2 separate regions of the Mus musculus genome follow, and region 1 is linked to region 2. Evidence: chromatin loops called from intact Hi-C (ENCODE). Cell type or tissue: left cerebral cortex. All regions are shown on one strand. Links, peaks and the distances in the headings refer to the core of each region. The heading gives the core; the rest is flanking DNA.

Region 1 (7,297 bases), core at 1,528-6,527, 630 kb before region 2:
TCTTTCTATCACTGGAGACTCAAGTATGTTTTTATTAGAAAACAAATCTGAATTTTCTTGACAGTTTATATGAAATACCCAGCAGAGGACTTCAAATACAGTGAACAATTTCTCTTTTTCAGTTATATTTACCTCCCTAAAAGCCAACAGACTAAGAACATATGTCATATAACACAAGGTTCAGTAGTAACCTAATAGTCCCCCATACCCACCCACCCCCACTCCCCTACCCACCCACTCCCCCTTTTTGGCCCTGGCGTTCCCCTGTTCTGGGGCATATAAAGTTTGTGTGTCCAATGGGCCTCTCTTTCCAGTGATGGCCGACTAGGCCATCCTTTGATACATATGCAGCTAGAGTCAAGAGCTCCGGGGTACTGGTTAGTTCATAATGTTGATCCACCTATAGGGTTGCAGATCCCTTTAGCTCCTTGGGTACTTTCTCTAGCTCCTCCATTGGGAGCCCTGTGATCCAGTATAGCATTGGAAATGTAAATGAGCTAAATACCTAATAAAAAATGGAAAGAAAAAAAAAAAGAAGTCTCCTTTGTACCGTTAACTGGCCCTTCGTAAGTATACTTCCATTCTGATCTCTCTTTAGCCAGTGTGTCAAGAGATAGTTTCCTGACTTCAGCCATTTCAGGAAGAAAATCCACCTTGCTAGCAGAGACAAAATTGAGTTCATGTTCCCAGACCCTGAAATTCAACTCCTATTCTTTCTTCTTCAGATATTTCATGTTTGTCTGTTAACCAGTAAAGGATTCAAAGAGGAAAATTGCCATTATTTGGTTTTCTAACTAGGCACATAAGTCATAAATGTGTTTGCTACCTGTATTAATTGATTACATGCAGCTTGCCCACTTCTTTGAGTCCAGAAGGGGACCTTCTTGGCAAGTTTCATCTGCATAATACAAAACATATGGATACGTGAACGCTATTTTATCCAGATGCTTGACATCATGAGTACTTGGTTTAAGTCCTGGAGAACATTTTACTGTGACATGTAATGAATATGCTTATCTTTCTATTGCAAGGCCCTATAAACATCAGCAGGACAGGCAAACATGCAAACAGAGCAGATAAGCCAAACATATTCTTCAGGTTTCCATCCGTAGCATCTGTCTCCTTCCAAGTAGGCACACTGTCACAACATTTGTGCAGATACACAGAAAGCACCAAGATCGGTGGCTGCATGGTCCAGTGTTCCTGTGAAGGGAAAACCAACCTGCTCTAATGCTTTCCTTGAGGCTACCCTTTTTAGTAAATTGAAAACACATAGTACTCCAAAGCACGTTTCTGTCCATTTTTCTTTATTACTTTAAACACTTCATGCTAAAATGTCTAGCACATAAGGACACATAAACTATCAGTTTAAAACCAAACAAACTCATTTAGTCCTATTTCATTTACATTCTTCCTGACAGTTAAGTATGTGCATGAAGCTGAGCATGGTAGTACATAGACACTGGGGCAATAGTGTTGAGAATTTCAGGCAGCATAAGCCACATAGCAAGACCTGCCTCAATAACCACAACTATGATAATATCATATGTGTGTGTACTAGAAAGCCAAGCCAATAAATAATAGGAATCATAGAACTATAGAGTCTAAATTTCATTGGCTTTTCTTATCAAAAGTAAGGGTGTCTAAAGGCAGAATTGATGTATGTCATGGAGACTTTTTATGTCCAAAATTCTCAGTCTTCCTGTCTCCATATCCCATGTGCTTGGAATTTAGATGTGATAGAGTATTCTCATACTTCTTGCAAACCTATCACAATATACAATGTGCAGTTAAACTTTTCTGAGACAATGACCTCTCTTTTAAATATAGTTTATAAGCAGTTCTCTTTGATTTTTTTGGGGGGACAAGAGATCATTCTGTAGCCCAGGCTATCCTAGACCTGTCTGTGTTGCTCAGATGGTCTTGAACCATGACAGTCCTGCCTCAGCCTCCCTAGTGCTGAGATTACACCTTCCAATGGTTTATCAGCTACCTCATCACCCACAAGAGTTTAGCAGACTCAGGTTCACAGCAAGGCCACTGACACAGGCGATTTTTGAAGGGGGAAAAGCAACATGATTTGCCTATGGACAGAGAGGCAGTGGGAACAGGCATACAATGGGAGGAGATTTGTCTGGTAAAAGTCAGAACACATCCAAAGGGATCTACACAATGGTTTCTCAGGATGTCTTCCTTCTAAAGAATCAGTCTCCATACTGGAACTTAAACCTGGAAGTTTATGTGACATTCTTCGTGATCTACAATGGGAAGGTGTTTGATCTGCTCAACAAAAGGCCAAGTTACATGTGCTGGAGGACAGCAGGCAGCAACTGCAGGCTGTGGGACTGCAGGAGTATCTGGTTACCTCTGCTGCTGATGTCGTCAAGATGATCAACATGGGCAGTGCCTGCAGGACTTCTGGACAAACATTTGCCAACTCCATTTCCTCCTGCTCCCACGCCTGCTTCCAGATTCTTCTTTGAGCTCAAGGGAGATTACATGGCAAATTCTCTTTGGTGGATCTGACAGGGAATGAACGAGTGGCTGACATGTCTAGTGCTGACCGGCAGACTCACATGGAGAGTGCAGAAATTAACAAGTCTCTCCTGCCTCTGAAGGAATGTATCCGGGCTCTGGGACAGAACAAGGCTCATACACCATTCTGTGAGAGCAAGCTGACATAGCTGCTGAGGGCGTCGTTCATTGGAGAGAACTCAAGGACCTACATGACCACCATGATCTCACTAGGCATAAGCTCCTATGAATAAATGTTCAACATGCTGAGATACACAGACAGAGTCAAGGAGCTAAGCCCTCACAGTGGGCCCGGTTGAGAGCAGTCAGTTCAGATGGAAACTGAAGTGATGGAAGCCAGCTCTAATGGGACTTCTCTGGCTGGCAATGAAGAGGAGCTGTCTTCCCAGATGTCCAGCTTTAATGAAGTCATGACTCAGATCAGGGAGCTGGAAGAGAGGGCCCTGGAAGAGCTCAGGGAGATCACACAGCAAGGCCCAAGCTGGCTTGAGCTCTCTGAGATGACAGATCAGCCAGACAATGACTTGGAGACCTTTGTGAACAAGCCAGAATCTGCCCTGACACAGTAGGCTAAGCAGGCTAGGCACTTCTCAAGGCCTGTGTCTAGTCATGCAACTAGAAGAACAGGCTAACAAATAAATAAACAGCAAGAAACGGCACCAATGATGACTTCAAATAAAGATCTGTTTGATAACATGCTAGCCTCTTCCCCTCCCCCAAAAACTTTGGGCACCTTCTGGCTTTGGTTAGGAACTGAGTTGGACAGATTGGGTAAATGTCAGGTTCCGGACATCATGCCCAGGAAAACTGAGGAGAGATGATGTTCTTTTCCTTGGTTTGGGGCAGGAAGAAGGAGTTTTAATGACTGCATCCTCTTCTCCCCCCTGTTGAAGGGGACTGCCATTTGGGTGGTTCCCCTGTAGAGAATCCAGCTGCTGGTAGAAACACTGTTAGGTGCAGGCTCTGGAAGAGAAGCAGTGCTTGTCTGCCTCCTGCTGCCTCTGGCCTTGCAGCATCACCCTTGGTCTGAGCACTCTCATGGTTTTATACTTTCAGAAAAAGGTTTAAAGACCTCTTTGGGTTTTGTTTTGTTTTGTTTTGTTTTTTTTGAAGCTTTTTATGTTCTTGCTTGTTATGTATTTATATGTTGTACCTAACAATAAAGAAAGAAGAAAAAAATAAATATTTTACACTAGTTATAAATACCCCAAACACAAATACTTTAAACTTTATCAAGACAAGATTAAATGCATATTTTAATAAAATTAAATCTAAAATACTTAAAATTATATTTATCTACTTTATGAATATCTGTTATAATAAAACTGCACTAATTAACATTTTAAATATCTTTTGATACATTAATGTAACAGCAGCTATATTAGCAATAACATAGTGATCACATTTTATATGACATTTGAACTGTTCTCTTCTGTTCATGCCCCATTTAACAAACAAAACTTGAAATACAGTATGTATATTTGCCATTGATATTGCAGCTCTCCCCAGAGAAATTGGAACTAACTTCTGGAAGGACCTTCACTTTTCTACAATGTGACTTTCATCTGTGTCAGAGATTTAGTCTTATTCTGTTCATTTGATGACACTGTTCTTAATCCTATTAAGCAGATATTTTGAGATTAAGAAATTTTAGTAGCACTTAAAATGAAACACTAGAGGGCAGGTTGAGCACATAAGAATGACCTTATCTACTTTATACAAATGTGGATGGGTTTGTGGGTTTTTTTTTTCATTAATTTATTTATTCACTTTACATCCCAATATCAGCCGCCCCCCCCACCTCTCCTCCTAGTCGCTCTCTCACACAGATCCTCCCCCACTCCCCCTTCCCTTCTCATGGGAGGGGTGTTGCTTTGAGACAGTTTCACTAGGTAGGCTAATCTGGAACTCCCTATAAAGGCCAGGCTGACCGCAAACTCATAAAGATTGGCTGGCTTCTTCCTCTGGAATGCTGGGATTAAATGTACGTGCTAATCTTTACAGACAACAAACGTGGTTTTATTGTTTGTGATCTTTTTTTGAACCAGAATCTTTTTAAACTCATATGTAGGCAAAGATGACATAGAACTCTGATTCTCTTCCATTCCCCAGTCTCCATTTCAGAGACAGCCTGTAGGTTGTTCCCTTGGGTCATCAATTACAGTTGGATCTTAGCAGCTAAATTCTAGATCTTGAGGCAAATAGTAATAACAGTTAATAGGTTGGTTTTCCAAGAGAAAGACAACGAAAACAGAAAAGTTTTCCTGAACTACTACACACCATTTTAGGAGAAAGAAATTAAGCTAGATGGTAATGTTTAGAAAACAATAGTTTACATTAACATTTGCACCTCAGGCATCTGGAAACTCTTCTGGAAAAAGAATGGCAACCTTAAATTCCCACAGTGTGGGAAGCCGCCCCCACATTCGCCGTCACAAGATGGCGCTGACATCCTGTGTTCTAAGTGGTAAACAAATAATCTGCGCATGAGCCAAGGGTATTTACGACTACTTGTACTCTGTTTTTCCCGTGAACGTCAGCTCGGCCATGGGCTGCAGCCAATCAGGGAGTGATGCGTCCGAGGCAATTGTTGTTCTCTTTAAAGAGGAAAGGGGTTTCGTTTTCTCTCTCTCTTGCTTCTTGCTCTCTTGCTTCTTACACTCTGGCCCCATAAGATGTAAGCAATAAAGCTTTGCCGTAGAAGATTCTGGTTGTTGTGTTCTTCCTGGCCGGTCGTGAGAACGCGTCTAATAACAATTGGTGCCGAATTCCGGGACGAGAAAAAACTCCGGACTGGCGCAGGGAAGATCCCTCATTCCGGAACCAGAACTGCGGATCACGTTTATAAAGGTTCCCGTAACACAGACTGTTGAGAAGGATTCAACTGCCGAATTCAGAACTCATCAGCTGGGGAACGACGGTGATAAAGATTCCCGTAAAGCAGACTGTTAAGAAGGATTCAACTGTATGAATTCAGAACTTTTCAGCTGGGGAACGAGAGTACCAGTGAGTATGTTTGGCCTTGAATTTTTTCTGGTGTTAGGAGCCCTTTTGTTCTTTTTCACATGTTATCAAGTGATTAAGATAGGGCTGAAAATTCTAGAGGAAATTCAGGACAAGCTATCAGAAGTAAAGCGGGAAGAAAGAGTAGGAACAAAGAGGAAGTATGGTACACAAAATAAGTATACAGGCCTTTCCAAGGGTCTTGAACCCGAGGAAAAGTTAAGGTTAGGTAGGAATACCTGGAGAGAGATTAGAAGAAAAAGAGGAAAAAGGGAGAAGAAAAAAGATCGATTAGCGGAGGTCTCTAGGAGATACTCGTCACTAGATGAGCTCAGGAAGCCAGCTCTTAGTAGCTCTGAAGCAAGTGAAGAATCCTCCTCTGAGGAAACAGACTGGGAGGAAGAAGCAGCCCATTACCAGCCAGCTAATTGGTCAAGAAAAAAGCCAAAAGCGGCTGGCGAAAGTCAGCGTACTGTTCAACCTCCCGGCAGTCGGTTTCAAGGTCCGCCCTATGCGGAGCCCCCGCCCTGCGTAGTGCGTCAGCAATGCGCAGAGAGGCAGTGCGCAGAGAGATGCGCAGAGAGGCAGTGCGCAGAGAGATGCGCAGAGAGGCAGTGCGCAGAGAGGCAGTGCGCAGAGAGGCAGTGCGCAGACTCATTCATTCCCCGAGAGGAACAAAAGAAAATACAACAGGCATTTCCAGTCTTTGAAGGAGCCGAGGGTGGGCGTGTCCACGCTCCGGTAGAATACGTACAGATTAAGGAAATTGCCGAGTCGGTTCGTAAATACGGAACCAATGCTAATTTTACCTTGGTGCAGTTAGACAGGCTCGCTGGCATGGCACTAACTCCTGCCGACTGGCAAACGGTTGTAAAAGCCGCTCTCCCTAGTATGGGCAAATATATGGAATGGAAAGCGCTTTGGCACGAAGCTGCACAGGCGCAGGCCCGAGCAAACGCAGCTGCTTTGACTCCAGAGCAGAGAGATTGGACTTTTGACTTGTTAACGGGTCAGGGAGCTTATTCTGCTGATCAGACAAACTACCATTGGGGAGCTTATGCCCAGATTTCTTCCACGGCTATTAGGGCCTGGAAGGCGCTCTCTCGAGCAGGTGAAACCACTGGTCAGTTAACAAAAATAATCCAGGGACCTCAGGAATCCTTCTCAGATTTTGTGGCCAGAATGACAGAGGCAGCAGAGCGTATTTTTGGAGAGTCAGAGCAAGCTGCGCCTCTCATAGAACAGCTAATCTACGAGCAAGCCACAAAGGAGTGCCGAGCGGCCATAGCCCCAAGAAAGAACAAAGGCTTACAAGACTGGCTCAGGGTCTGTCGAGAGCTTGGGGGACCTCTCAGCAATGCAGGTTTAGCGGCTGCCATCCTTCAATCTCAGAACCGCTCCATGAGCAGAAATAATCAGAGGACATGTTTTAATTGCGGAAAGCCTGGGCATTTTAAGAAAGATTGCAGAGCTCCAGATAAACAGGGAGGGACTCTCACTCTTTGCTCTAAGTGTGGCAAGGGTTATCATAGAGCTGACCAGTGTCGCTCTGTGAGGGATATAAGGGGCAGAGTCCTTCCCCCACCTGATAGTCAATCAACTGATGTGCCAAAAAACGGGTCATCGGGCCCTCGGTCCCAGGGCCCTCAAAGATATGGGAACCGGTTTGTCAGGACCCAGGAAGCAGTCAGAGAGGCGACCCAGGAAGACCCACAAGGGTGGACCTGCGTGCCGCCTCCGACTTCCTATTAATGCCTCA
Region 2 (7,297 bases), core at 789-5,788:
AGGTCTAATTCTGGTGGAACACAGGCTTAGCATCAGACAAACCCAAAGGTCTGTCTCTGCACCCCTCATTTTAGTTCATTCCAGATGGCTCTCTACTTTCCCACCCAAACATTTCTTACTTATTAGACAATATTGGAGACAACACTTTAAAGAGAAAATATCTGTGAGCTGGATAACCATAAGATTTACTTAAGGGCAGGCCTGGTTGCTCATGTCTGTAAGCCCAGCCACTTGGGAGGTAGAAAAAAGAGAATCAAAAGTTCAAGACCAACGTTACCTACATCTTGAATTCAAGGTCAGTCTGGGCTATATAATTAGACACTATGTAAAACATAACAATAACAAAAAAATAGTGGGCAACAGAAAAGGATATGTAAAGGAGGTGTATTAGGGTTCTCTAGAGTCAGAAAATGTATGGAATGAATACACACACACACACAGAGGATTTATTGGAGTGACTTACAGGCTGCAGTTCAAATAACTCAACAATAGCTAGATGTGAATAAAAAGTCTGCGGATTCAGAAGTTGCCCAGTGTCACAAGGCTGGGTGTCTCAGCTAGTGTTCTATATGTGCTGGAATCTCAAAGATGGAGACTCCAGTGCTAGGCAGAAATCTCTCACAGGTGTGCCCTCCATTTCTGAATTGTAGTTCATTCCAGGTATAGTCAAGATAACAACCATGAATGGCCATCACAGGAGGGAAAGAAAAGGAAAGAAGGTGGTAGGGGAAGGGGGAAGAGAGGCGGGAGGAGGGGAGGGAAGAGGGGAGGACAGCTTATGTCAGGGCTTCTGTCAGACTGAATCTCAGCTTTGCTTCCTGTGGTAACCATCACCCAGTGGGTCTGTTGGGAATTAAATGAGATGTTGCAGCTAGACCCAGAACTCAGTGCTCAGGAGAGCTCAGAGAATGGCTTTCCTGGTTAGCCACCACTCATCAGGATGGCAGCCTACTGTGCTGTTGCTGTTCCTGGGTAGTTTTTTGCTTTCACATCTCCATAACAGTCTCTCATGATTTCATTCAAAGGAGGAAGGCTCTGGGAGCTTTCTGTGTGCAAAATGTTGGAGTGGCCAGGCTTCCCTAGGAACCTAATTATGCCACCACGATCTTTGCTTCTGGTATCTAAAATAAAGGCCACCCTGAATCTTGTGCTTTCTTTGTGACCAAAGAACACCTGGCTAGACTGTTCTTGCCAATACATAATTACCACAGTACTCAGAAGAGTTCCAGAGACAAAGTTCCCAGAGATGGAACACACTCCTCTCCTAACCTTCTCAAGGAAGTCAGGGTTAGAATCACTGCTACGTGTCCCATGGCCTGCCTGTGACAGTGTCACATATCTCTGTTGTCCCTAAGTGATTATTAATAGCAATCTTTTTTCTTTTAATTATCCAAGTTTGAGTAATAAATTAGTTCTCTTAATCATAATGAAAGTTAATGAGCAAAGAACGAGTTACAAAAATGAGAGAAGGCAGGCTAACTCAGGAACTCTCTGTGCGTTTGTTAGGTAGGGAATTCAGCCCACGAACACATCAGTTAAACACAGCAGGCTATGGTATGTCTTCAAGTTAGAGACTGAGATGTGATCAGGCCATGCGTCCTCACACAGGTCCTGCACAGTCGGTTGGGCAGGGGACCATCACTTTGCCATTTGGTGGTAGTGTGCACACAAGCATATTGGTGGCAGTGTGCACACATTCACAAGCCTGTTCCCTTCACTTGTCACTTGCCTTCCCACAACCTCCTGAAAGGAGCAGAGCCACCCTGTGGATTTGATCTCTCCCCCACCCTGCTGCCTCACTTCCTGTCAAGTCCTTGGTCATGGTGCTTGTGACTGTCCCTTTCTTCTTCCCTACCCACACCCTGTCCTCTTTAGCTCATACTTACGCAGGTAATTTCCAGAGACTAAACTGGTCTATTTATCCTCTTCCTTCCTGACCAGCCTTCATCCTAGCACATATGACTCAATGCTGATATCCAAGGCCTTGGCTGGCTTCCTGCAAAGACAAAAGCCAAAGGTGCCTTGGAAGCCCAGGCCCTGCCTGCTCAGTTGACCCCAGTTTTCCTGTATGCCATGTTCCCTGTGAAGCTCCTAGAAGCCAGCATCCCCATCTTGATGTAGTGGTCATAGTGGCCCTAGTCAGGCAATCTGAACCTTGAACCTGTCTGAATACCTCAGTGTAATTACTGCATGTAGCTATTTATATCTGACTCCCCAGCTAATAGCCATCCAAATTACCAAGCTTGTACTGTACTGCAACAAGCACACAGGCTGAGAGTTGGCTCTCTCCTTGGCTCCTCCATAAAGAATGAAAACCATTTCCCACTCCTTCCCCACCCCCTCCCTCTTTCCTCAAGTCCAGAAAGCCGGCTTCTAGTTAAGCTGGAAAAATCAGCACCCTGCCTGTACATCTCCTGTGAAGAAGCCTGTCCATAGGAGATTGTTTTGAGAGATTAAAAACTGATAGCTCAGACCAGCTTTGATCTGGGCTATGAAATATTTTACATGAAATGTAAATGCTAGTCAAAAATTTCAAAATACAGATCTACAAAAATCTAAATTTTGACACTGTGATGGTTAACTCCAATCAATTAACATGTAAGCTTGTGAATGATCCTATGAGGAATTGTCTTAACCTTAATCAGGAAGATCCACCCTAAATTTAGCCACACCTTCTGCTGGCAGCCCACATAGAAGGACAGAGAAGGGAACTTTGCTTTTTGCGAGTTGCTCTGCTCTCACCAGCACGACCATCTGTCTTGCTGCTCACGTGCTCCTTTACTTGTGTGTTCAGGAGTCCAGTGTGCACTGAAGAACAGCAGCTGTCCAGGAATTCCCCAGAGCTCTGGTACCAGACTGGGCATGCTAATACAGCCAGATTTATAGACTGAAAAGCAACCAATTCTTGGCTTTTTGACACAAAACAGCAATTGCTGAACACCTTGGACCCGAGCCTGTGAGCCAGTCTAGTAAATCCTGATGAATATACTTTTTCATTCTATCAGTTCTGTTCCTGTAGAGAACCATGACTAACACAGGTGTACTCTATAAACACTCACACAATTAAATTCTGGGCCCACCCACATTCTCACATGGCTACATGTGACAAACTCAAAGAGAAGCTGCTCAAATACTTTGCATTTTCCACAGCCCCACCAGTCCCTAAGGACACGCATCTCCTGCACCAGACACAAACATGCCTCTCCAAGCATCTGAGTTACAAGCATCACTCTGGCCTAGAATCAAAGTCAGATAGGATGAGGAGTTCAAGGTCATCCTTGTCTAAGCAGAGGCATGTGTCAAATAACCCCGCACTGGGGCAGAGAAATAGATAGGTCCTAGGGGCTTGCTATCCACACAGTCCAGTCCAAATAATGAGCTCCAGGTTCAGTGAAAGACCAAGTTTCAAGAGAAAAAAAAAATGTGAAGAGGGCTGGAGAGATGACTCAGTGGTTAAAAGCAATGGGTGTTCTCCATAGGTCCAGACCCAGGTTTCATTCCCAGCACCCACATGATTGTTCACGGTTGTTAACTTCAACTCCAGGGGATCTGGTGCCCTCTTCTGGCATCACAGGCATGCAAGTGGCTCACAAATATACATGAAGGCAAAACACAAATAAATAAAAAAAAGGTGTAGAGCAATTGAGGAAGACACTGAATGCCTGGGCAAGCAAAACAACAGACACTCCTACAATAAACAAATGAATGAATTAATTAATGCAAAAACTTTTTTAAATGAACTAAATTGTGGGGCTGGTAAGATGGCTCTGTGGATAGAAATGTTTGCCACCCACGACTGATTAATTCAGTTCAATGCCTAGAAGATTTGGTAGAGGAGAAATATGACTCCCGAAAGTTATCCACCAACCAGCTCAAGAGTGTCATGGCAGTCACATGCCCACATTCATATGCACATACACACATATCATATAACATAATAAATTTAAAAAGTCTAAATGTTTAACAGCCAACTACATTGAGGTGAAAATCTTAGTCAGAATGGCTGTCATTGGAGCAGGGGGAGGGTAGGGGACAATAGCCAGTCTAGTGGTGCCCTTCTGAAATCCCAACACTGGAAGTCCTAGACTCCTTCTTGGAGGGCAGACAGTATGAGACTTGTCTTATGAATAAATAAATCCAAATAAATAAATCCTCAAAATCACAGATTAAAAGCATGTGTCCCCTCTAGGCCCAACAAATATAGATGATATTGTATAGCCATGTTCAAAATATATAATCATCATAGCTATTTTCTATTGCTATGAAGAGACACCATAACCAAGTCAACTTATAAAGTAAAGCATTTAATTAGGGGCTTGCTTACAATTTTGAGGGCTAGTCTATTATCATCATGGCAAGGAGCATAGAGGCAGCCAGGCATGGTGATAAAGAAGTGCTGAGAGCGCACATCTAATCTGCAAATTACAGGAAGAGGGAGACTGGCCCTGGTATGAGTTTTTGAAACTTCAAAGCCCATCCTCAGAGAAACACATCCTCCAACAAGACCACATCCTCTCATCCTTCCCAAACAGTTCCATTAATTGGGCACTGAACATTCAAACATATGAGCCTATGGAGGTCATTCTCATTTAAACCACCATAATAATGTACTATATAAAACTCTCAGGACATTAGTTTTATACATATTTGTCATCTATTTTCATTGAATACCTTAAAATTATTAGTTATATGTGTATGTATGTGTCTTCGTGGGAGCATACGCACATGAATATGAGAACTCAGAGAAGTTAGAAGAGAGTGTAGGATCCCTAGGAGTGAGAGTTATAGATAGAGCTATCAAAGCTGGGTGCTATGAAGCAAACTCAGGTCCTCCTCAAGAATAGCATGTGCTCTCAACTGCTGAGCCTCCTCTCTAGCCCCATCAACAATTTTTAGGGTACCAGATTCTTGTGCAGTTTCCCAGGGTCACTCTGAAATTCTAGGCTCAAATGATGGATCCTGCTGTCTCAGACTTAGAGTATTTTGATCTATAATTGTGTGCCAGTGTGCCCAATGAATACTCATTAAGTGCCAACTACTAGGAGATAGAGTAAGTATCACCAGCTCTCCATGTGGGAACCAGAGGGAAGCTGCCAGTGCATCTTCTACAAGTCCCAGGAACTTGGGCCAACTAGATAGTGAAGTGGGTAAAGTTTCATCTGAGCAAGCCCTATAACCCAAGTTCAATCCCCAGCACCCACATAAAAATAGTTTAAAATAATTGATTTCACAAAGTTGTCTTCTGACTTCCACAGTTGTGCATTGCACAGAAGCACCACCATAGACACACACACACACACACACACACACACACACACAAGATGCACATGCACATGCACATCCAAGAACCCAGAAATTACCAACCAGATGAATGACTATGCCAGCCCGGGATACTAGAAAACAATTCAGCATTTTTGCTCTGCTTGTGTTTGTTACAATGGAGACTTTCTTGGCAGCTTGCCTGAGTGCAGGATGGGAGTTCAGTACCCTCACCAGCCTTGAAGTCCAGTTCCATTTCTTTCAAGTAGTTACTAAAGCTTTAATGCAAAGCAATGCATGGCTTATTTCAAAGAACAAAAGAACTGGCCAGGCTTTCTAGTATCTTACAACTCCAAGTGTAGCACAAACTGGTTCAAATGGCATCTATCTCCCTTCAGAGTTAAATAAAATGTGGACTCTCTGACATTCAGTTAACTCTGGAAGCAGACACTGCAGTGTTTATTGTGGGGCTAAAGGAGACAAGCTCCTGGGATGAAGGCTATGACATCAGGCCTGATGACCTGAATGTAGTCTCCAGAATCCACACAGTGGAAGGCGAAAGGGAACTCCAACAAGTTGCTCTCTGACCTTCACACAGGCGCCCCATGGCACATGTGCAAGCACTATGCACACCCACAAAATCATCATAATAAAAAGCTTTAATTGTGAAGTGTCTTAGTCAATCGAGATTATTTTCACATTTATTTGTGGTCCTCACTCAGCCCATTCACAAAACTCATAAAATACTAACTGTACACACACTAAACAGGTCACTTTTCATCTTCTTGTTCTTCTTTCTTCCATGTTGTTATTTTTGTTTCGTCTTGTATATGTACTGGAGATCCAGCCCAGAGAACCATATGAGGTATGGGAAGCCTCTACCACTGAGCTACTTCACCAGTTCTTTATACATTTTCTGGCAGAGTCCCAAGCTGTCTAAAGTTGTGGTCCTGGTTCCTCAGGCTCCTGAGTTGCTAGGATTGTAGGCATGTGCTGCCATGCCCTATACCAGGCTTCCTTCTCTGTGTGACTATTCCAAATACCTCCTATGAGCAGAATCACACAGTGTTTGTACTTAATATGACTGGTTCATTTCAGTTACCAATGTCCTCAAATGTTGTTAATGTTGCAACAAAATCTGCTTTTCTTTTTCCTTTTTCCTTTCGTTTGTTTCTTTGTGGTTTTGTTGGTTTATTTATTTGATTGTTTGTTCTGTTTTTCCTTACTGGAAATTAAATCCAGAATTTTCTGTATACCAAGCAAGTGTTCTACCACCGAGCTGTGCCCCAGGCCTTTTAAGTTTTGTCTTGAGACAGGATCTCTTTAAGGTGTCCAGCATAGGCGTAAACATAAAGCTAGCTGGCTTTAAAACTTCACTTTTCCTGCTCCATCTACCTCAGATCCCCCAAAAGCTGGGATTACAGGAATGAACAGGCGTGCCCCATGAAAACTCTACATCCTGACAGGACCTTCCTTGTATGTTTCATATGAAGAGCCCAGTTCCTGAGAGCAGATGAGGTAGAAAACGGAAAGCCAAAAGGGACAGTCCCAGCAGGAAGCCAGTACTCTACTTGAGGATCTCATCCTGGGTCTAATCCTCCAACATGGATGGCTAAACTAGCCTAAGCAAAGGCGTAAAGAGTGTGAATTGCTGTGACTAACTCGGCAGCACTGACCAGTACGTCAATGGCTTGACTGCATGGTCAGGAGTTCACATAGGCTCACACCAATTCAGTAACACACACTCATAGCACACTAGCCACCACCCCGTGTCACCAAATGGTAACACTTTTTTTAAAAAATTATTTACTTTTATTTTATGTGCATTTGCATTTTGACTGCATGTATGTCTATGTTAGAGTGTCATATCTTGGAGTTACAGACAGCTTGTGAGCTGCCATGTAGGTGCTGGGACTTGAACCTGGGGCCTCTGGTAGAGCATTCAGTGCCCCCAATCACTGAGCCATCTCTCCAGGCCCTCAGATAGCAACATTTTTAACCTTCATGACAATGCTGGGAGTGGAGAATACTGATGTCT

What was found. A loop is a pair of places that touch in the nucleus more often than their neighbours do. Peaks named below come from ENCODE experiments on the same cell type or tissue, not always from the same donor. Only the 100,000 strongest peaks of a DNase experiment are listed, where the experiment ranks them.
Region 1: a loop joins it to region 2, with 3 times the contacts of the local background. A loop is called at or near these places in 7 of 42 quality-filtered maps.

Annotation. Positions count from the first base shown.
Region 1 is chr14:19,010,663-19,017,959 of GRCm38, reverse strand. It overlaps the pseudogene Gm6785 and the pseudogene Gm3778. Among named protein-coding and RNA genes, the nearest start is that of Gm41099, 28 kb to the left of the region's middle. In left cerebral cortex, for the core only: CTCF peaks have their summits at 4,207 and 4,941 (motif pointing right); no DNase peak of the experiment used is centred there.
Region 2 is chr14:18,381,989-18,389,285 of GRCm38, reverse strand. No RefSeq gene overlaps it. Among named protein-coding and RNA genes, the nearest start is that of Ube2e1, 54 kb to the right of the region's middle. In left cerebral cortex, for the core only: no CTCF peak of the experiment used is centred there; DNase peaks (open chromatin) are centred at 1,802, 2,099, 2,316 and 2,768.